Linked DNA regions of Homo sapiens: all the other regions are linked to region 1. The links are chromatin loops, found by intact Hi-C in ENCODE. Cell type or tissue: Calu3. All regions are shown on one strand.

Region 1 (8,000 bases):
GATTTGATTTTTAATGCCTTTGCATCATAAAATATCTTTATGCTTTTTAAAAATATTATTTCTGTTTTATATCTTCTTGTTTTTATTTTCTCCTAAGTAACTTTGTCTTCTTTCTAAGAGGGCATAATGAATGACACACAAACCAATGATAAACGACAATTTACATATCAATTATTTGTGTCTTTGGTTTTCTCAATGACTGTACCATATTTCCATGAACAACTGATCTAAGGAGTAGGTAGATAGACTGTAATGATTTGGAAAATAATCTATGTAGTAGCTGGCTATCTGAATCAGTCTAGTCGGTACCATAGCAAAGATCTACATAAAGCATCCCTCAGTCTATAAAGAACCAAAGCTGTAACTGATGACATATATTCCATAGCATCCATTCTACATTTCTATCAATGCTTCCCACGTGGCCTGAAATGAGCAAGATGCTTAATAACTGTTTTTTGAATAAAGAAAGAAATTAGAATTTTTTATAACACTCTTTTATAATGACAAAACGATGAATTTTTCAAAGAGTTAAATAGCAAAATAATATTGGCATACATATTACATTGTCAACTGTTCTCTACCAGAACCCCTGGTCAGATATCTTCACTCATATGTCTGAAGTATGATTTCTGATGATATTTTGGAGAAAAGAGATTAGAAAGTATAATGGCTATTTTTGACAGCTTCTATCTTGATCATTTAATTACTTTTTCCCTTCTGATATATTTTCTATTGAATTTATTTGGGACAGTATAATTAAACTTAAAGAATTGTTTTATTCTTTTGTTCCAAGTTTGGATTTTGAGACTTTAAATTCTGTTAATTGATAGTTGCTGAAGAAGCTGACAAGAAATCTTGGATCTGGTGGGATTGTTTGGGAAACTTTTTAAGGCAAATCATAATGGCTGGACTGGGAGTAAATTGATTTTAAGAGGAAGGAAGAGCTGCATAGTGAGATAATTAAATAAAAAAAAGAAAGAAACAAGAAAAGAAAGGAAGGAAGGAGGGAGGGAAGGATGGTGGAAGGAAGGAAGGAAGGAGGTTGGGAGGGAGGGAGGAAGGAAGGAAGGAAGAAAAGGAAGTAAAGGAGGACGGGAGGAAAAGAAGGAAGGAAAGAAAAAATGGAGGAGGAAGTAAAGAAAACAAGTGAGTGAAATTACACTAGAAGTTTTCTGAGCATAACTTTTGTTATACTTGTGAGAGAATAAAGTCATTTTGATGAGAAAATCTGAAGAGAAAGGCAAAATTCTTTTGAAATGTTTTTCTTTGCTAGTTGATGAGTTATAACTTTCTTTACACTAGGAAAGAAAACTATTAGAACAGAAAAAGTTGATGGGTTATTTATATCAAACAATTATAAAAATGAGACTAATGATAAATATAAAAACAAGTTTAAAACAATTTTAACAACCATATGAGTAAACTAAAGCATTTTTTCTATCAATATTTGAGGTATAAAGTGTTTAGAGAATTGAAGAGTTATAAATTAGAAGAAAAAATACCGAATTTTAAATATTTATAACAGATATGATATTTTTGCTGGCTAATTTATTTGTCATCCTGACTGCATCACTAGATGCCTGATACTTGGTTAAATATTACTTCTGGGTGTGTCCATGAGAATGTTGCTGGATTAGATTAACACTCGAATATGTTAAACTGAGTAAAGCACAATGTGTGGGTGGGCCTGATCTAACTTGTTGAGGGCTTGAATAGAACAAAAAGGGAGAGGAAGGGAGAATTTGCTTTCTCTGCACAATTGCTTGAGCTGAAACATCAGTCTTCTCCTGCTGTTGGATTAGGACTGTCTCTCGGTTTTCAGGCATTCAGGTCTTCAGCCTTGGACTAAAACTATGCCATTGACTCTCCTAGATCTATAACTTGCAGATGCCAGATCATGGTACGTCTCAGACTACATAATCAAGAAAACTAATTCTAATCTTTCTCTTTCTCTCTCTCTCTCTCTCTCTCTCTCTCTCTCTCTGTCACACACACACACACACACACACACACACACACACACACACACATATATATCTCCTATTGGCTGTTTCTCTGGAGAACCCTAACAAATACAGACATTTTAATACCAAGAGTGATTCTAGAGGAAGAGAATTTCAGGAATCATTTTCGGAATTGGTTCTAGCGTTTCCAGAATTGGCTGTCTAATATGTTTACATTTAAAGATGCTCATGTCTCTATTTTCAGTAGTAAGGAGAGAATTGATAGTCCATAGCATGAATTGGTAACAGAGATACACAAAATATCTGCTTTGGATCTTCTTAATCACTCACTTAAAAGAATCAAGGAACTCAGTAACTTTATGTATGATGCTACTGAACATTTTTTGAAAACTAGTGAATATAATGAGATGGTCTGGTTGTTCCTAATGTCACTGGACAAAGAAGTGGTGAAAGAAAAGGATGAGCTCATGGATTTGAATTTCCTTAAAACTTATTTAAGTTTTCCAATGGTATTTCATACAAACAGTTTTTATTTTAAAATGTGCTAAAATTGAGAAAATCTGCATATCATGAAGTCTAACACTCATGTGAAGGTTGAAGAAAATTTATACTTTATCAGGGAGTCAATACGCCACCCAACAGCCTTTTTCTACCCACAATGCAAGATTAATGTTCCTAGGAGTTATAGAGAAAACTAAACCCATGGAGGGGTAGCTTTGTTATTGGTGCTATTACGTTGGACCACAATAAAACTGTGTTGGATTTGAGTCTTGACTGATAAATTTAATCACAGATTTATCTCTGTGTTTTACTTTCAACAAATATTTGTGGACACCCTTTTCCAAGGTAAAAACCAGAAACAAATAAAAACAACAACAACAACAAAAAACTTTACCGGACATTATAAGGGTTAAAAGGAGTATATGACATAATTCCTGTAGAGATGACATATATCTAAGTTATTGCTTGAGATACAAATATGGCAATGAAAGGAGGCTATAGGAAGTTTCATATACTTAGTACATGCTAATCTCAGGCATTTCAGAGTTTGATGATGTAGGATTTGGCTTTGAATCAAGGGTAATATTTGTATAGGTAAGTAGGTAGGTGGGTAGGTATTAGAACATGGTGAGTGCTTCAAGTAGGCAGTCATGAGTAAAGCATGGAGGAAAAACTGAAAAGTCAGCTAACAATAGTGTTTGAGTTTAGCTAGAATACAGATTTCATTTAGGAACTTAATAAAGATAAAGAGGAAATTATAGTTTGGGGCCAATTGAGTAAAAGACTTTTAATTCTAACTTAAAGTTTTCCAAATTAATTCTTTTAACAATGGAAGAACATTTCGTAGTTTTCAAATAGAAAAACGTCGTTGTGGTATTCTATGAAGGTCTGGGAAGAGAAAGAAAAAAGTGATTAGTCTTTACTGAGTGTTACTGACTCAGGTGATCTTTTGGTAATAGATTAGAAATGTTAGTTCCTAGTGCAGTTACTCGTCATTAATAAGAGTTTAAGGTAACTATCGCAAACAGAAACCTTCCCTCAAGATTGACATAGCCTGTGTTATTCTTACTGACTTATCTCATGGGGCTGAGTTGATAGATCTCGAAATGCTTTTTAAAAAGCAGACTGGGTGGCCAGGGCCAATTCCCAACTGATCCAGATAGAACTTGGCATAAAATCCTCTAGGGAATGTCTGGGTCCCACCAGCTCTGCCACCTGACCACTAGTGGGCAGACACAGCCCTCGGTTCTCAGGAAAATTTTATATCACAGAGGGGAATCAGGGTCAGCGATTTCAGGGGCAGTCCCTTTCACTGCTTAATCCAACCTGGCTGACTTAATGATATAAATATAGATTTACTGCCTCTGCCCCCTGAGCACGGAGCCACCACCTTCACTCTAAAGGTAACTCCACCTGGTAATTAACTGTGAAATATTGAGTGGCCAGTGTCTGACCTGAGCGTTTGTGCCAAGCAAAAGTTTCACTTGTTTTGTTTTTTTTTTTCTCTCTTTCACTGCCAGTTTGTGTGTACGTGTATTTTTAAGTATTAACTCTCATGGAAGCACATGCCTATTTAAAATTCCCAGACGATGAGTCAGACCCGTTCAGTGAGGTTCCTGGAGAGTCACATGATGTGATTTGATGAAACTTCACCTTATGAAGGGTTGGAGGAAAAAATAAAAAAAAACACTTTCAGACTTATATACATATACACATATACATACACATACATATATATTATTGTGGATATATACTTGTATATAATGTCATATAATTTTGCATACATACACACACCCACACAGTAGAGAAACAGACAGACACACATATACATGCAGTTAAAAAAAATCCCTTTGCTTTGTTTCTCTGTTTCCCTCAATAGATATTTAAAAATCTGGTGAGCCAACAGCTCATGCCTCTTTGAAACAAGAAGACAGCAGAAGCCCTGTAGCTACATGTGCTGCATATGAGTTTTAGTTATGTAGCTACCCTCTGAAATCACAATAGTGAAACTGGAAATTTGGATTCCAAAGTGATAAAGAGCATTGCTGAGACTTAGGATATCTGAGTCGTTTCACTTGCTGCTCTGATATGCTATAGGCTTATTTAGGCCTTTAAAAAATTCTGTATTATAATTTATACTTTTCTTCAAATCAGTTTGATGTTTCATGGTATAACTAACATATCTTTCTACGTTGAACAGTAAAGTAGGCTAACTCCTGTGAATAAATCCAAATTATAGTAATTTCTGAAGCTCTTCAATTAATTTTTCTGTATGTCTTCTCTAAGTGTAAACTCACTCTAGGAGTGATATTTGCAGTGTGAAAGCCTCATTTGCTAATGAACCCTAGCTATAAGCAGGATTGAGTCACTTCTTATGAAAAATATATGAGTTATAGAATAGTAAGTGTTCTAGAATGAGCCTGCCTCAAGAGAAGTATGGATGGAGAGCAAGAAAGCTAATAGTTGCTTATAAAGGGAAAGTTCCCTTCAAAAGATTGAGGACAGACACAGGATTTTGGGAGTGTCTTGTTGTTTTAAAACATCATAGAGGAAGTAATTGCTGCATCGATTCATTCACTTAATAAACATTTATTGAGAGCCCACTGTGTGCCAGAAACTGCTAGATGCTGGAGATTCAAGAACCCACAAGTCCTTCTAGTTTGATGGATGGGAGTTTCATAAGCAAATAGTTATAATTCGGGAATGTGGAAAGTACTGTGAAAACACAGGTGCAGCAATGACTAACTTTGCCTAACAGAATTTGATAAAACTTCACAGAGGAGGTGATATTTGATCCAGATCTTTACAGATAAGTAGGAAATGACTTGTTGAAAAATTACTAAAGCAGAGGAAAAAATTATGAATGTTGGGAATGTAGGGTTGAAGGAGGAAGGCCCATTAAAGATGTAATTTAATATTAGCCAGAACTGGTCCATAAGAGGGAGCTTTGAATGTGCAATTCATTTGCACTTTTATTCTGGGTGAATCCAGAAGCTAAACATATTTCAGCAGTGGGTTTAGAACCAGGAAATGGAAAGCGACTAGTAATCTAGGCTCTCTCTCATAATATTCATCCTCAGTCTCTGTCCCTGTTTCTGTCTCTCTCTTTCTTTCTTCCTCCTTCTCCTTAACTTGCTCAGGCTCTCTCATCTTTAGGTCTGAATAATTTTTCTCTGAAGAATGACACCATTTTGTACTAAGATATGACAATTTTCATCATCTCTGGTAATAGTCTAAACTTACTGGGGTTGCTATATCTATATGCCAAAATTCCTAGAGGGAGAATCTTATTTGCCCAGCTGATCCAATGCACTGTGGTCAGGAGTGGAGTCACATGGTACGGATACAAGTCCTGGAAACAAACCTCCATCAAAAGGGAAGGACATTCTCATATAGGTAGGCCGTGGGTCTAACACTGCTCCAAAAGTTATCTACAACTTATAATAATTCTATATTGAATGCTCCTAAAAGGATTGTGGGAGTGTAACATGACACTGTTACCTTTTGCACAATGCAAACCTAAATTTGCTGAGGTTGTTTTCTATAGCTTTTATTTATCTCTATATTTTGTGAGTGTTTCTTGAGATGTCCAAGAAGGTGTATTTCTCCACGAAAAGCAGAACGGTGGACTGGGACATGGAACTGGAGTCAATGTGAATATTTTTTATTTTTCTTTCTTCCTTCTCCTCTGATGGTCACCAGCCCCAGTTAGGCAAAGCAGATTAATTATACTAGGGGTTAAGTGTGATACAATGGTTATACAGGATTGAAAATCATTCCTTTGATAGTCCGTTCCTCACTGTGGTCTGCACATAAGTTAGTTTCAATGAGATCCTGATGTTCATATGTAAGGAGAGCCTGTAAGTGCCTGAAATTTCTTCTAACATATTTTTATCATGGAGATATGATGTAGCTGGTAGTATAAAGAAGCCCCTGAGCTTTGTTTTATTTATTCGTTATTTTTATTCTTAAATTTTTCAAATTCCCTATATCAAAGCTGTTTAGCAGGTTATCAGAAAATGGAATTATTAGTAACTCGAGTTACTTTGTGAAAATTCTTAAGAAATAACTTCATTCCAACATTTCCATAGATTTGTTAGCATGTAGACTTAAAAAATAATAATTCCAAATCACATCTAAATTAATTCAAATTTGTATTTATGAAGGTAACTCTAACTGCTGTAATAAATTCTCAAACATCAGTGGCTTATTACTTGCTCACTTAAAGTCCAAAATCGGTTTTCTTGATTGGCAGATGGCTCTTCTCCATGATTAGGGAGCTGATACCTTTCCATCCTGTGGCTCTACCGCGTTCCACACACAGCTTCTACAGTCACTGAAAAAATAACACAGAGAATTGCAAATGGGAAGTTTTTATGGGCCAAGCCTAGAAACGGCACAAATCACTTCCACTTATATATATTCAACTGGCAGAAGCCATTCCCACAGCTGGGCATAATTACTAGCATGGCTGCACTTTGCTCAAGAGGAAGAGGAAATGAGAGTGATGAAAATCCAGCTAGTCTCCTTCACAAAACTCTTGGTAAAGTCTCTTAGAGTGCTTATTCTTGACATGAGTAACAATAAAAAGGCATAAGTTTATTTAATGTAAGCTAATTTGAAAATCATTCAGCAACATTAAAATCCAGTGTATAAATTACAACAACAAAATGCATCTGATGCTATTTTGTTGTCTATAATACAAATAAGCATTAAGTAGCCTAAAATGCACACACATACACACACACCCCCCACTTTGACATTTAGTTGAGAATTGGGTTTCAAACTATTAGGTTGTGTATGAGTATCCAAAAAGAAATATATATAATTTAGATATGAGGAAATACTCTGCTATTTTCCTATCAATGCCACCTTTTTAAACAAAATTATTTTCTATGTTCCTTTTTGTATAAATAGAATACTACTAGAATTTGACAATAAAATACTTCATTATTCTTAAATAAAGTGATAGAATTTCCATGTTTATCAGTTTTGGTTACTACTTTACAGATTGGTATATTCCGCTCAAATCTATAATACACATTTTCTTACATGCTTTATATACATTTAGAAAAAATTTCTATCGTTCCAAATTGTTCTTGGCAATTAAACCTTTAGATTTTTCAGCTTCTAGTGGTTCTACTTGTTCTTCTATTTGTAGAAAATTATGGTAAAGAGTTAATTTTGTGGGTTAGGGAAGAGAGTGCAAAATGGTATATATATATTTTTTATCATGTACAGTCCCCTGGGTTGATAATTGTACCTCTCATTACAGTCTCTAGAGGAAATGTTTATGGTTTGAATCCTAGAAAAAGCTGTCATATGAAATCAGAACACCCAAGGAATAACACAATACCACAGAGTTAATATGATTGATGATATCATAGCTCATTTTTAACAGATGTCAAAAAAAGAAAAATCAAGCTGCCATTCCACATACTAAGCCCTTGTTCCCTTTACAGAAGACCTTTATAAGTAAATCATTATTAATGGTAAGTATTCAGTGGGTTAGGAGATGGGCATTTGGATTACTTT
Region 2 (8,000 bases), 710 kb after region 1:
ACAAGATGTCATTCGAATGCTTAGTCAGACCTCTGCTGACTGTTGACACCCACAGAAGAGTCTTTCTCTGGTTTTTCTAATGACACTATTGATAATCAGTAGAGCACGACAATGGTGGAATGAGTAGACAAACAGATTGGAGGGTAGGTATTGTCTTCATATGGGATTAATTACCATACAGATCCCCAGTAATAATCCCATAGGCTCCCATACCAGTCTTCTTCCGCAGTCAATCCTAGTTCATTTAATCCCAGCCCTCCTCATCCATCGCAAGCTTTCTAACACCGCCTTCTGGTCTGCCCATGTTTAGAATGTCTGAGTGACGCTCTAGAAGATAAACGTTCCCTGTGGGAGAGGTTACATTCTGTGTACATGTTTTCCGTATTATCACTCTGGTGAAAAGATGTCCAATGGCTCACCGATGATAACCATTACCTAAAAGAGCACCTCAGAACATCTGAACATTAACATTTCAAACAATCACCTTAAACTATACTATGGCAAAATAAAAGACTTTGCAAGTAAGTCATTATTGTAAATACCCAAAGTAGATGTCACAAGTTTCTCAATATAAGGCTTGTAAATTGAGGCATTTTCTAATAACCACTATGCAGCTGGGCATATCTCCTCAAATTTCCACCAAAAAAATAAATATTGGGTAGACTTTTGCTTATCATCCAGAATTATTAACTACAGCTACCCCCAGAAATGTGGAATAGATGCTATTTCAAGAGGAATACTCTTTCAAGCTTGGCTTCTGAGGTCTGTGGTTTCTCCCTATAAGCCGGAACCACTTGGGAAATAACTACCTTCCTATAAAGCAATTTAGCATTCCCTTCTTTGAAAATGTAAATGGTTCAAAAATTTTAAAAGTATCTTCTCCTTACTAGAAGTTAACAATTTTGTCTAGATGTCAGTGGTTAGCACTAACAGAGGATATTATAGTATGATATTATCATTAGAACTGAATAACTAGTGGAAAGCAATATGATATAAACACCTAACATTTTATTATAGTTCCATCTAGCTTAGTTTGTAAGCATAGAATATAGTAAAATTAAATAGGAGAAAATAGGTACATAATAATATTAATGTATGCCAGTATTAATGTGCTTTTAAAAAACAATTTTTTTAATTATCAAGGTTTTTTCAATAAGAGCATTAAAGCACTATTTTAAAATACCCGCTACATGCAAGAAGCTATGCATTGTAATTGATGTGAAAGTAAACTGCTCTTACAAGATAGCAAAGCATCGATTTAATTTATGTCAAGCTTGTCTGCAATAAGATATGTCATTTCAGAGAAGTATTAGTATGTGTAGTGTATATGGGCATATATTTACATAAGCAAATTATCCATACCTTGAAAGTCCCATAAATGTGTGTATTACTAGGCACATTTCTTCTTATTTAAAACTGTATCTGTGGACTTGAGTAAGGAGATTAAAGACTAAACATATATTAACACTGTGAAAATTCAGCCTGAAAAACTTCAGGATAAGAGATATTTTCATCAACAGATATTTCAAACTGAGTGACCCCAAATCTGTTTAAGACTGTTCTAAAGAAGGAAAGCCCTCATATAATTTAACTTGCTTTTCATTTCACTGGTCTGACAGCCACATACTGATAGCATCTTCAGGTTACAAATCCTGCCTTTTTACCATTGCAGTTATAGTCTCATTTACAACATTAGTGTGCTAAATAGGGACTGCATCAAAATCTTCAATTATTTTCAGACAGTCTATGCAACATTGCTGCTAATTCTAATGCCCAGGAAGCACAATCATCGTAACCTCTGCTATGATCCCAACGAGGATTCCTCAAGCTCCTTATAAATGCATTAATCGCCCCTATGAAAGTCACTGCTTGCTTTTAACGAAGATAATGTATGTTACTGGGATTATACCACTGCATGCAAAATCATTAAAGAAAGGGAGACCAGAATTTATGATTAAGCCTTTGGACAGCAGGGCACTATTTTAACCATAAAAATCACAATCTGCAGAGACAGTGGCCGAAGCAGAGGAACCATTAAAGACTTATAATTAGCATCAATCAAGGTGACACTACTGTTGGCATCTTTATTACTTTAAATACACTAATCAAATACTTCTGCATTGAGATGGAAAGATTGATAGGCAGCTAGACATAGAAAACATCTCTATGGAGAACAACTTTAAATTATCTGTTTGAAAGGTTAAAAAAAAAAAAAAAGTATTGGTATTAGTCAAGTAGGATCCCAACACACAACTCCAAAAGAAAAGTACTCAGAATGGACCTATGACGTTGTCAGGATCCTCAAGTGGATGCTTTAACACTAAGCATTTGCATGTCCCCTCTGGGAACCCACTGGACTTGCTTAATTTCGAAGAAAAAAAAAATAACTCAGGGGAACACAAGCTTCAGGCTACTCTGTCCTATAAATAAATAGCCAAGCACTCCTGCCCAACATTTATATATTTTCTAGCCTTCTCCTTACATGTGCACATGGAAATGAAAGATAAAAGGAGAGCTGAACTTACTACTATTTACATAATTACAATAGGGGCTGTCAATATTATCTAATTGCATCGCTGCTCAATTTCATACCACACAGACTCTGAAATATGCTGTTATTATTACTGCTCATATAAATATTTCAGTCTTAACGAACAAGAAGCCACTCAGCATCTCTGCCACCCCTTGAGCCCATATGGCATTATACCTTAATGACTAATTTTTAAAGGGCGCTCTTCTCCAAACACTTTCTGTGAACAGTTTCAGTGTTCACAAACTGAATTCTTGAGGTTAAGGGCACACACCATAAGGAAAGGATATGAAGTAGTTTTCCGATAACAAAGTCTGGCTGGAATCAATTCAGAATTATGGATAAAGATTTGGCAAGGCATCTCCCAAGGGTACAACTTCATCTTTGCCAAATGAAATTATAATTGCAAAGACTTTCATTATGAAGATGATGAGTCCCAACAATCGTTTTGGCTCCAAAGTTCAACTTTTACTTACAAGTTCCTTAACTGGCACCCCCGCCACTAGGTTTAAAAAATATATTACATTTCCTTTGAATTAATACCTGCCTCTTTAAAAAAAAAAATGGTTTGTTTGTGTCCATAAAAAACTGGGCAGAGTCAAAGGAAATTCTTCATTGCTTCCCCTCAGCAGCGAATAAAGGACTGAGGAAAGAGAATGAATGATAAAGATGAAACAATTGGAAGAAGCAAATTACTTAAGAGGAAATACATACAATTTACTGAAGGAGTACTAGCTAACTCAAATCCAGTTTCATTTTAAATTTTGTGGTCAAAGAAAGATTTTCCAATGTAACATGATAATCTTACAGAGCCAAAGACTAAGGAAAATGCTACAATTTGACTACTGAAAATCCTATTAGTTGGCTGGGCACGGTGGCTCACGCTTGTAATCCTAACACCTTGAGAAGCCAAGGCAGGAGGATCACTTGAACCGAGGAGTTTGAGACCAGCCTGAGCAACGTGGTGAGACTACAGCTCTACAAAAACTACAAAAATTAGCCAGGTACAGTGGCACACACCTGTGGTCCCAGCTACTCAAAAGGCTGAGGCAGGAGGATCACTTGAGCCCAGGAGGTTGAGACTGCACTGACCCTTATCACACCAACACCACTGCATTCCAGCCTATGTGTAGATCGAGAACTTGTCTCAAAAAAAGAAAAAGAAAAAAGGAAAATCCTACTAGTTTAAGCCAATATTTAACAAATCACTCCAAGACATTATGCTGCAATTTTTAAAAGGTTCCAGTATTCTCAACTTCTCTCAAATGATGATAGCAAACACTTCTGCTTCTTAAAAGGATAGCAGTCCCTTATATATGAATAGGGTTTTACATTTTACCAAGTAATTTTATACATATTCACTTTTGCATCAACCTTGTGAAGCAGATAAGATTATTTCCATTTTACAGATGAAGTTATAGACTAAGAGAAGGTAACAGGCCTCTCTCTCAATGAGCACCCAGATGGTAGACGTATCTATTGACTCAACGCCTTCTCCACTATACCATGCTGACCCTGAGTTGCTTTGAAATATTCCATAGCCTTGTTAACTGAGGAGAGAAATCATGAATTACAGATCCTGATTACCTGTAGTAAAGACAAATATTAAAGAGTACTCTTACCAAGAGAAAGCTCTTCATAAAGAACCAGTAAGATGCATGTTAAGCATGAGAGAATCCTAGTCAGTTTGCTTTGTTTAGAGATGGGTCATCTTGCTATTCCAGTCCAAGAGTTTGCTTTTCACTGTTGAATCATTTGATTCTCACTGACGCAAAAGGAATGGGAAAGGCTGTGCAATACTGTATGAGGCTGACCTTACCACTTACGGAAAAGCTGCCAGCCAGACACAAAGTGTTGGCTAATAATGAGTCAGAGATGGACTCAATAATATCAAAGACTTTTATGTTGAATCCTTAACAAAGGAGCTTGATGTAAAAACAAGGGTTTAAGACTGGGAAATGGCAAAAGAAAGGAACAGTCACTTCCCCATCAGAGGACACCCTTTTGCCAAAATTTGCTGAAATGTGTACACAATACTTTTAATACTTTTAAATAGACATGTGTTAGAGAATTCTTATCAGTAAGTGCTGCACGCTAGATCCAAATGAGGAAATAATTTGAAACCTGGCAAATTCTCTTTTAACATAGTAAATAGCTCAAATCTTATTGGTTTATATTTTCCAGTTACTATCATTTTCGTGTCAAAAAGAGGAGGAAAAAGATAATAGGAAAACCAAACGACAAAAATAATTGCATATAATTATATAACACTTGGAAAAAGAAAACCTTCATCTAACAGCAATGGCAGGAGTAGGCTTATTACAAGGACAACATTACCACCCTGGTCCACTGCATTCTCTTTTGCAATGTTTCAATGACTCTCTTATCTTGTTGCTCCAGCAATAATAACTGAAGTTATGTAACTACAGTCCTGAGCTGACTACAAAATACAATGGGTGTGAAGTAATTGAGGTTTCTCAATTTTTAATACAGGTAGGGATATTTTTCATTATATTTATATGTTTCACAATGGAGTCATTATCATAGGAAAAATGAGCTGTGGATATTAAGGACATGGAGTTAATTAACAAATAATATGGAAAACTTTGATAAATCAAAGGAGCTTCTTATCAGTAGAAATGTTCTCCCAATCTAGCAATAAATATTCCAACAAGTCATTTTAAATTACATACATGCTGTGTTGTCATTTTTCTAAGGTGATGGATAAGGAGATTTAATTTCTTTAACTTGGGCATGTTTTCATTTGTTGGAATTCTATCAGATAACGACCAATATAAAGTGTGTAACAAAGAGGCTAGCCATTACAGGCACACAAAAGCATGGGTTTGCCCATCTCATGCCCTGTCCTCAATGGTGATCAGTGGAGAGGGGATGGAAAATTTCTGCTTGCATATGAAGACTCTAAAAATATTAATATAAAAAGAATTCCAAACAAATGTAAGGTGTAAATTTACAGCACTCTGATGGTTTGTTTGGTCTGACTTTGAAAATAAAAGTAAAAGGGCCAACATGCTAACATCCTAAAAAAAAAAGTCATTTAAATAGTAAGAATAACTTATGAGATAATGGAGGTACTAAATGGCCCACTGAACCCTGAAGGAAAATTAAAATTCCTAAGTGAAGAGGAAAAAACTGCTTTGATGCATACCTCTCAGAGAAACACAAAAACTGGGTTTATCCATAAACCTGGCTGGTCACAGAACACATTAGCAATGAGAAATGCCATTCAAGAAAACCCTATAGATCTATTTCTCTACTCATGACCAATAGCTCCACAGATTCAACTAGAATGAAGATCATGAATAAAAAGCTTACAATAAATGGTAGCATGCAGTAGGCAAACATATACAAAGGAGGTAATCCCTGAGCACCAAATTACAGCCTCTGTCCACAAATTATAACAGCACCCTTCTACTATCTAAGATCTGGGTTACGGACATGTAATGCACACTCACTCTCCTAAAATGTAGCCACAGAAGCATGGCAAAGACATACACCTCTTAGGGCTCAAGGTCAAGAGCACAGGACATAAATTCACTAATGCTAAAAATGAATGGAAAGCCAAAGAGAAGAGATGGTCTCTATTACTTTGTATTGAAGCCCATAAGTGGTTTGCAATTGTCGTACAAAATACGTTTCCTCACTATCCTTTGTATTCTGGTGTGGGGGTTTTATTTATTTATTTATTTATTGGCCATTATATGGCCCGATCTACTATACGTCGAATAAAAATGGATCATTTCTAATTTAATAGTGACACAAAACCTTTGGAACTCATACACTATTGACATTGCATACAATATTGACCCTGAATTTATAAAATATTGACTCATTTTTGTTTCTCTGCACTTTTCTCTAGGATGTGAAATGATCAGAATGAGTTTGCCATAGGCTATTGTTTTTGTTTTATTTTGGTTGGTCTTGATGCTCTCAACTAACCTATCACCTGGACAGACTTCTGGTAAGATTCTGACTAACCAAACCAAATTGAAAGAATCAGTTGCATGCTAGATAACAAGAGACTATTTTCATTTTAAATACATCCTGATAAAGCTTTATGGCACTACTTCTTTAAATTTTAAAATAAATGTGTAAGAACTACCAAAACATCCATACCCATACTGTTGCAAACAAGGTACACATGTGGTTTCCAGAGGGAAACAAAATGAGACTCAAGGCAGTAGCATTTGTAGTGGTTCCTAAGCATGGAGAGAGGACCTGAGCTGTAAGCCGTTCTCTCTTCTCTCTCTCTCTCTTCAGCTATCTGCTCCTGGACAAATCTTCAACTTCCTGAAACATAAGCATAATAATATTGACATTACCTCATTGTGTTACGGTAAGGAACAGATGAGAGGGCGTATGGGAAAGCGTTCTGTATACCATAAAATGCTCCAAATACATACATTACAAATGGGAACACTATACATCCACAAGTTAAAAAGAGAGAAAGACACACTGGTGTGGCTGATTGGAAATGTATTCATTATAATACAGATGTGCAAAAAATAATTTTTTAAAAAATGGTGTTTCCCGTCACATAACTAACTTCATGTTGCTCACAAGTCTCCATTCTCCCTTGGTGATAAAAATGCAAAACAAAACAAACATTTTAAGCTGGTTCATTTAATATCACTCGGGTTCTCTGGAAAATGGTCAATTTGGGGCAGATTTTCAGTCTTTCGGGTTGTTTTCTCTCTTCCCCCTCCTTCTGGCATGCTAGCACCTCCTCAGAGGAAGCGTATGTAACGCTGTGGTGGCAAAAGAACATCTGCTCTCATCACTGCCCTTCTTGGGTGGGCTGCTGAAGTCTGAGTAAGGCACAGCTAATCTTGCCTGGTCGCTGGTGGATGTTGGCTTCTAACTTCACTGTAACTGTTTCTGAAGTGTCTGGGATGGTCCTCTGGTCATAGGCACCAAACAATGCCTGCTTGTGGCCATCTCCCCCGACTGACTAGACTCCTCATCTCAGCTCTATCTGATGCTCAGACTCAGCTGTGACTCCAGCTTGGAGAGGGGCACCCTGTAATCTCTGCCACCGATTTCCTTGCTTAGAGCTACCAGGACCCTGCAAGGTGTGCTGATGCCTACTTATTAGGTCACTTCATCATCTGTCTCTCCAGAACATCTGGCTCAATTTTAAGATATGAGGTACCTGGAAAAGACGTGAGTAGAATGGCTTTTTCTTCAACAGGCCACTTTTCAACTCTACTACCTGTGCCAAGATGGTTTGGAGATCCTCAAAAGGCACTCCCCCAGGGTTCCAGAGGATCAGGAAGACACGGCCTCCTCTGCCTATCCCTCCTCAACCTTCCGAAGTGTTTTGTGTTGTTTTTAATCACCTTGTTCTTGATCCCCATCCTCAATCTCTCCTCAAGCATCACTTTGATCCACCAGAAGGATCTTGCTTTCCTATGTGGTTGCATCTCACTTTACATAAGATCCTGTCTCA
Region 3 (8,000 bases), 1.1 Mb after region 1:
AGCGGATCACCTGAGGTTGGGAGTTCGAGACCAGCATGACCAACATGGAGAAACCCTGTCTCTACTAAAAATACAAAATTAGCCGGGCGTGGTGGCGCATGCCTGTAACCCCAGCTACTCAGGAGGCTGAGACAGGAGAATCTCTTTAACACGGGAGGCGGAGGTTGCAGTGAGCCAAGATCGCGGCATTGCACTCTGGCCTGGCCGTCTCAAAAAAAAAAAAAAAAAAAAAAAAAAAAGACGCATTAATATAAAACTTACGATTAAAGAAATCAACTGATATCTATTTGGAACACATTTTTTCTCTCTGAAAAAATCACTCACCCTCACATATGGATACCAAAATGGTGATTTTTTTAAAGCACTGATGCATTTGAAAATTTCTCCAAAAGAAAGAAACTGTCTTTGTGGTAACATATTCCTTCTTAGATAAATGTGTCATAGCTATATCACTGGGTATACTAGATTCCATAGCTCTTCAGTTTAAAAAAAAAAAAAAGGTGTCTTATACACTCTATATTGTACAAAATCTAAAACTTGCATAACACAAATGGAAGCCATCTTGAAAAGTAAAATAAATAAATTACTATTGCAGAGAAAAAAGAATTACAGAACACAGTTATGCTGAAAACAATAGCTATGGGCAGAAAAAGTGACAAGACATATAGCAGCTCATTAAAAATTCAGAGGATATTGAAAAAGGCAAATTTAATTTGCCCACCTTCACCAAATAACGCTGAAGGACACCTGACAAATCCAACACATAAACCGTGTACTATGAAATTCAAACATTTACAAGTTCTATCATCCTCAGTCCTTGCTTCTTACCAGAAGGAAAGGGTGGAATGAAATCCATTTACTAAAAGCTTACCTCGACAGGAATGAAAAGGAATATAGGACCAGGCATGGTGGCTCACGCCTGTAATCCCAGCACTTTGGGAGGCCGAGGTGGGCGGATCACGAGGTCAGGAGATTGAGACCATCCTGGCTAACACGGTGAAACCCCGTCTCTCCTAAAAAAAAAATACAAAAAAATTAGCCGGGCGTGGTGGTGGGCGCCTGTAGTCCCAGCTACCTGGGAGACTGAGGCAGTGGAATGGCGTGAACCCGGGAGGAGCTTGCCGTGAGCCGAGATTGCGCCACTACACTCCAGCCTGGGCGACAGAATGAGACTCCGTCTTAAAAAAAAAAAAAAAAAAAAAAAATAGAATTGCCGGGCGCGGTGGCTCACGCCTGTAATCCCAGCACTTTGGGAGGCCGAGGTGGGCGGATCACGAGGTCAGGAGATCGAGACCATCTTGGCTAACAAGGTGAAACCCTATCTCTACTAAAAAAAAAAAAACAAAAAAACAAAAAAATTAGCCGGGCATGGTGGCGGGCGCCTGTAGTCCCAGCTACGCAGGAGGCTGAGGCAGGATAATAGCGTGAACCCGGGAGGCGGAGCTTGCAGTGAGCCAAGACTGTGCCACTGCACTCCAGCCTGGGCAACAGAGTGAGACTCCGTCTCAAAAAAAAAAAAAAAGAAAAGAATTATCAAGGACCAGGACGGGCACAGTGGCTCATGCCTGTAATTCCGGCACTTTGGGAGGCCGAGGTGAGTGGATCACCTGAGGTCAGGAGTTCGAGACCAGCCTGGTCAACAGGGTGAAACCCTGTCTCTACTAAAAATACAAAAAAATTAGCCGGGTGCGGTGGCATGCGCCTGTAATCCCAGCTACTCGGGAGGCTGACGCAGGAGAATCACCTGGGAGGCGGAGGTTGCAGTGAGCCGAGATTGCGCCATTGCACTCCAGCCTGGGTGACGACCCTTTGTTTCCTGATAGACATAGCTAATCATCAACTAAGAAAACTCAGACCTGGAGCATTTAAGTAACTTTTATTCCTGTACACATTGCCTCTTCCTGCTTCCCTACCCCTCAGCACCCCCACCACACCAATACAATACAATGCAGACTCTCTCTCATGATATCACCCATTCATACTCCATCCTCATTCACAATGGTCACAGAAGGAAGGAAAGGTTACAGCACCAGAAGCCGAAAGCTTGGTGTCACTCAGCACATATAGGGGCTACTGTGTCTAGGACACCAAAAAAGAGCAAAGAAGTAAAAAGCAACACCTCCACTTAGGAAGTGTGGCAGGGAAAATGAAAAAAATGCCGCAACATTTACGGAGAAATATAGCAAGAATCACTCACTGAGCACAAATCCTTACCCCCACTCCAGCCGACAAGGCCCTAGTGACCAGGCCTGTACTTGCCTCCAAAGCTCTCCATTTCTGGCAGCCACAGTGGTCTCTTTGGGTTTCCTCACACCAAACTCATTCTGTCTTGGAGCCTTTGCCCTGCCTGTACTCACTCCCACCTCAAATGCCCTTCCCCCTGATCTTCACAGGACAGGCTCCTCCTTGTAATCCAGATCTCAGTTTAGATGAAACCTCTTCAGAGACACCTCAGCTGACCTCCCAATCTGTAGCACCCGCCCCAGGCACCTTCCCATTGCCCTATTTGAATTCTGTGTATTGCAATATCTCATATTTTTCTCATTATGTTTTATTATTGACATTAATAGAGTCAAACCTTACTGTTTACAGATTCTGTATTTGCAAATTCACCTAACTTGCAGAAATTTACGTGTAACCCCAAAATCAATATGCATGGTGCTTTCCTGCTTTCTCAAACATGCACAGAGCAGTGAAAGTTCTAAGTTGCCCAACACACATTCCCAGCTGACGCTGAACAAGGTGACACGCTGCCTTCTTGTTTCAGCTTCAATCATGTAAACAAGTGTCATTTTTAATGCCATGTTCTTTGCATTTTTATGCTTTTTGTTGGTGATTTCACTGTTTGCAATGCCCCCCAGATGGAGGGCTGAAATGCTATTAATATCTAGTGTTACTAAGCGCAAGAAGTCTGTGATGTACCTTGCAGAGAAAAGGCACGTGTTTGCTAAGCTTCACTTAGGCATGAGTTGTAGCACTATTAGCCATGAGTTTAATGTTAATGAACCAATAATATACATTAAATTACACATATATTAAATATATGTATCAAATCTAAATGTAAATATATTTTAAAATACAAATAAAACATATTAAATAAAATACATGCTAAATAAAACACATAAAATAAGCATATGTGTTCATTGATGAAAATCTTGCAGCCAGAGGCTCTCAGGAACCTAACCCTGTATTTTCCCTAGGAGCAATGGTTCAGTATTTGCTAATTCAGTGTTCACAGCAACTTTACAGAACATTAACTCTCTCAGATCATGAGACTCAGTGTATTTATTTTTATTTTTATTTATTTATTTTTTGAGACGGAGTCTCACCCTGTCGCCCAGGCTGGAGTTCAGTGGCACGATCTCAGTTCACTGCAACCTCTGCCTCCCGGGTTCAAGAGATTCTCCTGCCCCAGCCTTCCGAGTAGCTGGGATTACAGGTGCGTGCCACCACACCTGGCTAATTTTTGTATTTTTAGTAGAGATGGGGTTTCACCATGTTGGCCAGGCTGGTCTCGAACTGCTGACCTCGTGATCAGCCGGCTTCGGCCTCCCAAAGTGCTGGGAATACAGGCATGAGCCACCGTGCCCGGCTCAGCGTATTCATTTTGGGAGTTCTCCACAGAAAGACATTTTACTGAATTTGTCTATTTTGCTTCCGCTAAACCGGACCACAGCTGATGGTGATGAAAGTAACAGAGAAATAGTTAAAAGCTTGATTGTTGTCCTTAATTCAGTTTCAAATAAATTTCTGCATGCAGACGAAGTGGGTTTACACAGCTATGGCATAATTTATTATTCCCTGAGAGCAAGGACTACGCCTGTCTTGCACAGAGATATGGCTCACCAATGCCTACAAACAACGTCTAGCACCAAGTGGGTTCCCACTAAAAATCTCATATATGAATGAAATACTCCATGCCAAACGAAATCCTATTTCTTATACTTATTTCCCCTGAAAAACAATATACCAAGTCTAAGGTACTAAATTCTTCCTTCCATTTAGCTTGGGTGGATACAAAATTTGAGGCAATGACATTATAAAGACAAGGTCAAGGAGTTCAAAAACAGAGATCTGGGTTTGAATTCTCTGAACTGCTACACGTGTGAGCTTGGAGACTACACTTTCCCTCTCAGAATCTCACTTTTTTTGTCTAAAAATTAGGGATAATACCACCTCCAGCAGATGATTGTGATACATCAATGTGATAATGTATATACAATTTCTAATACCTTGCTTCACACCTAACAGGCACTGAATAAAGACCATTCCTTCAAGCCTACGTGGAATCATGAGTCACACAGAGTAGCATCGCCAGAGGGAACAGAAAGTCCTCACTTGATACGGCAGAAACAGGAACAGGGTTAGGTAGTCTCCGGCAGGCTGGTCAGTTTTGATCTTTACAACTTGGTTGATGATCACCTCAGCCCTACCTTCAAAAGCGATTCCTGTCCACAGGGGTTGGTAACTGCCTTCCCCTTTACACAAAAAACAAGAAAAAAAATGGTGAAAATCCACAGCCTCCTTTGTCTTTATTTGCATTTGCTTTTGTTTAATTGTAGCAAAATATACATAACATAAAAATTTACCATTTTGGCCGGGTGTGGTGGCTCATGTCTGTAATCCCAGCACTTTGGGAGGCCTGGCGGATCACAAGGTCAGGAGTTCACGACTAGCCTGACAAACATAGTGAAACCCTGTCAATACTAAAAATACAAGAATTAGCTAGACGTAGTGGAACACACCTGTAATCCCAGCTACTTAGGAGGCTGAGGTAGAAGAATCACTTGAACCCGGGAGGCAGAGGTTGCAGTGATCCAAGATTACGCCACTGTACTCCAGCCTGGGCAACAGAGTGAGACTCCAAGACTTCGAGATTCTGTCTCCAAAAAAAAAAAAAAAAAACCATTTTAACCATTTTTTTAAAGTATCTTCTTTCTTAAACGCAGTCTCTGACAGGGGCTGCATAAAGATATGCATGAGATTTGGCCTTGAGAATATTGTAAGATTGCATATAATGCTCCTAAGCTTAGATGTATGACCCCCAACCAATTTTCCACTACTTTCTACTGAATGCCTCACTTGAGCAACAGACATTCTCCTAAAACTTCGTCTGCCATTCTCATTCTTGAAACTTTACTATTACATTTTGTGGGTGAATCTCTATTTTACATAATCTACCAAAATTTCCTAGCTGGCATGATGAAACGAGTTTTTAAAATTTCTTCCTGCCTATATATTTTTCTGTGGTGAGGAAGTTGGATGATGTCTAACACCCATTTGAGGTCTCACATATTATAATTCTGTTATTAAAATCACAGGAATGATTATACACCACACTATCTACACACAGGGTAAAATGTTGCTTCAGTTAGCACAGACCAAAAATGGCATGCTTACAGTATCACACATTCCCAAACAAAGCATATCAAGCTTTGTATAACTGCCACTGAAATAGCTGCAAGAAAAACAAACACCATTTCAGTGACCTCACACAACCTCATTCTATAAACATTACAAAAACTCCTTTTACACTGATCTGTTTAAGGCAGCAAGACTTAAGGGTTGACTGATAAAGCTTTCGTGTGAGTTCAATTAGTTTTTTAAAAAACCAAGTGAGTTTTGCAGAACTTATTGGCAGATTAACGTAGGAGAGCTGAGCAGCAAGCTTGCCTTCGTCAGAGGAATGAAGCGAGCTGTGGCTTTGGGTCTCTCGCATGGGACTTCTGACCTGAGAAGAATGCGATCATAGGCCCAGTGAGCTACCACAGATGTTCCCCTATCGCCTTGATATCGCCTCGACTCATCACTTGTCTCACTTAGTCCTCAAAGGTAGGTATCATGTTCAAGTATTTCAGACTTTCTAACATATTTGTCCACTTCTGTGGCATTTCAAGAACCACCTTATTAGCAAACAAAGCCACCCACTGAATGTGTTCAGAATTACAAACGCACGCTCCTATGCTTTTCCTACATGAGTGATATCCAAACACATTCCATCAGAAACACTTTATTCCAGTTATCTACTACACAGCTGGCAATTCCAATATAGGAAGGAATCCTCTCCTTGTCCACAGGACAAAACACTGCTAACATGTAAATGTACTGGAGTTCTGCTTCTGTGTATGAAGTATTAAATGCAACAGGAGGAGGAGGAGTGTGTGGGAGAAAGAAAAGAGAAAAGAAATAATAAAATAGGCTAAGCATGGTGGCTCACACCTGTAATCCCAGCACTTCTCAAAAAGAAAGGAAATAATAAAATAATGGATTTCAAACCCAACCATCTGGATAATTGCATTAAATGCAAATGATCCAAACATTACAGTTAAAAGGACTGCTAAAAAACTTACAAGTAGCATCACATTTAATTGTGAAAGACTAAGTGCTGTGCCGGGCGTGGTGGCTCACGCCTGTAATCCCAACACTTTGGGAGGCAGAGGCGGGTGGATCACCTGAGGTCAGGAGTTCAAGACCACCCTGACTAACATGGTGAAACCCCATCTCTACTAAAAATACAAAAATTAGCTGGGCATAGTGGCAGGCACCTATAATCCCAGCTACTCAGGAGGCTGAGGCAGGAGAATCACTTGAACCCAGGAGGCGGAGGTTGCAGTGAGCCGAGATCGCACCATTGCACTCCAGCCTAGGTGACAGAGAGGGACTCCGTCTCAAAAAAAAAAAAACTAAGTGCTTTGACTTCATGTTTGTTCATTAAAAATGACTCATAAAGAAAGGGAGCTGACAAGCCACAAACTTGGAGAGAATGTCTAAAAGACACATAAAATGCTACTACCTAGAATTTATAAAGAGCTCCTACAAAAAAGCAAATTACAGCCAGACACAATGGCACATGCCTGTGGTCCCAGCTACTAAGAAGGCTAAGGCAGGAGGATCACTTGAGCCCAAGAACAGACCATCCTGGGCAACATAGTGAGACCTCATCTCAAAAAAAAAAAAAAAAAATACAGACCATAGAAGAAGTGACAAATGCAAATATTCATTTGCATAGAAATGGCCAATAATATATGTAAAGATGTACAATCTCATTAAGTATCCAGAAATACAAATTAAAAGAAACTATGCTAAACACAATACCAAAGGTAAGTTTGCAATGGTGTTGAATGATAGGAATATTTTACTCATTACTCATGAATGTTTGTCCCAACCACCTTGAAAAACAAGCCTGCACCAACTCAGGAAGTGGAATATATGCATGCCCTGTAATCCAGTTATTCTCCTTGGGAATATATCCCAGAAAAACTGTGTACCAGTTGCTCTGTGTACCAGGATACAAGAATGTCCACAGCAGTATTATTTGCAATGACCCAAACTGCAAACTACTTGACTTAGTTTAGCTCCTCTCAGAAGCAGACCCTAAGACAAAAATTAAGTTTATTTAGAAGAAAAAAATAAACAAAAAAAACTGGTAGGGGTATGGGGGAGTAAGACAGGGAAGAAAAGGCAGCCAATAAACGGTGTACCATTAAACCAACTACTGTGTGAGTCACTGGGGCATCGTCTCATAGAGAAACTAGGGGAACTGCAATTATCCAAGGGAGCTGCGGTATTTACACCCCAACTCCCCAGAGTCATTGGTTGAGACCTGCCCCCAGGGGCACTCCTGGCTTTCTGTGATGTGCAAGGCTTTCTGTAGTTGGGATGGAGAGGAGAGCGCTTAGACACAGATGCAGATAATGCATCTGGAGGTTGATGAGTGCATCACGAAACAGCTAAAAGACGTGGGTGAGGAACTGACAGAATCTGCTACAAAACAAAACCCACAAGTACACTGACAGGAAATGGATAAACTGAGGTACATTCATACACAGTAGTACTATACAGCAATGAAAATAAATGTATAAAGTTGCGCACATCACAAAACATATAACGTTAATTTTTAAAAAGGCGATAGAAGAAACACAGTACAGTTTCATGTATTTGAAGCTTTAAAACATGCAAAATAAAGCAATTATTAGTTAGGGACACATATATGGCGAAAT

Evidence for each region. Hi-C counts contacts between places; a loop is a spot of excess contacts. Peaks named below come from ENCODE experiments on the same cell type or tissue, not always from the same donor. Only the 100,000 strongest peaks of a DNase experiment are listed, where the experiment ranks them.
Region 2: a loop joins it to region 1, with 11 times the contacts of the local background. A loop is called at or near these places in 3 of 110 quality-filtered maps.
Region 3: a loop joins it to region 1, with 6 times the contacts of the local background. A loop is called at or near these places in 3 of 110 quality-filtered maps.

What each region holds. Positions count from the first base shown.
Region 1 is chr6:22,824,330-22,832,329 of GRCh38, reverse strand. No RefSeq gene overlaps it. Among named protein-coding and RNA genes, the nearest start is that of LINC03005, 110 kb to the right of the region's middle. In Calu3, a CTCF peak has its summit at 3,684 (motif pointing right); DNase peaks (open chromatin) are centred at 3,799 and 5,109.
Region 2 is chr6:22,109,588-22,117,587 of GRCh38, reverse strand. CASC15 (cancer susceptibility 15) reads right to left here. Exons shown (of 12, transcript NR_015410.2): 9 at 6,668-6,841. Among named protein-coding and RNA genes, the nearest start is that of NBAT1, 34 kb to the left of the region's middle. In Calu3, no CTCF peak of the experiment used is centred here; a DNase peak (open chromatin) is centred at 4,337.
Region 3 is chr6:21,751,406-21,759,405 of GRCh38, reverse strand. The region is part of intron 2 of CASC15 (cancer susceptibility 15); the gene reads right to left. LOC124901274 (a long non-coding RNA gene) reads right to left here and starts at 4,706. Exons shown (of 2, transcript XR_007059492.1): 1 at 4,590-4,706; 2 at 3,767-4,478. In Calu3, no CTCF peak of the experiment used is centred here; DNase peaks (open chromatin) are centred at 1,785 and 4,325.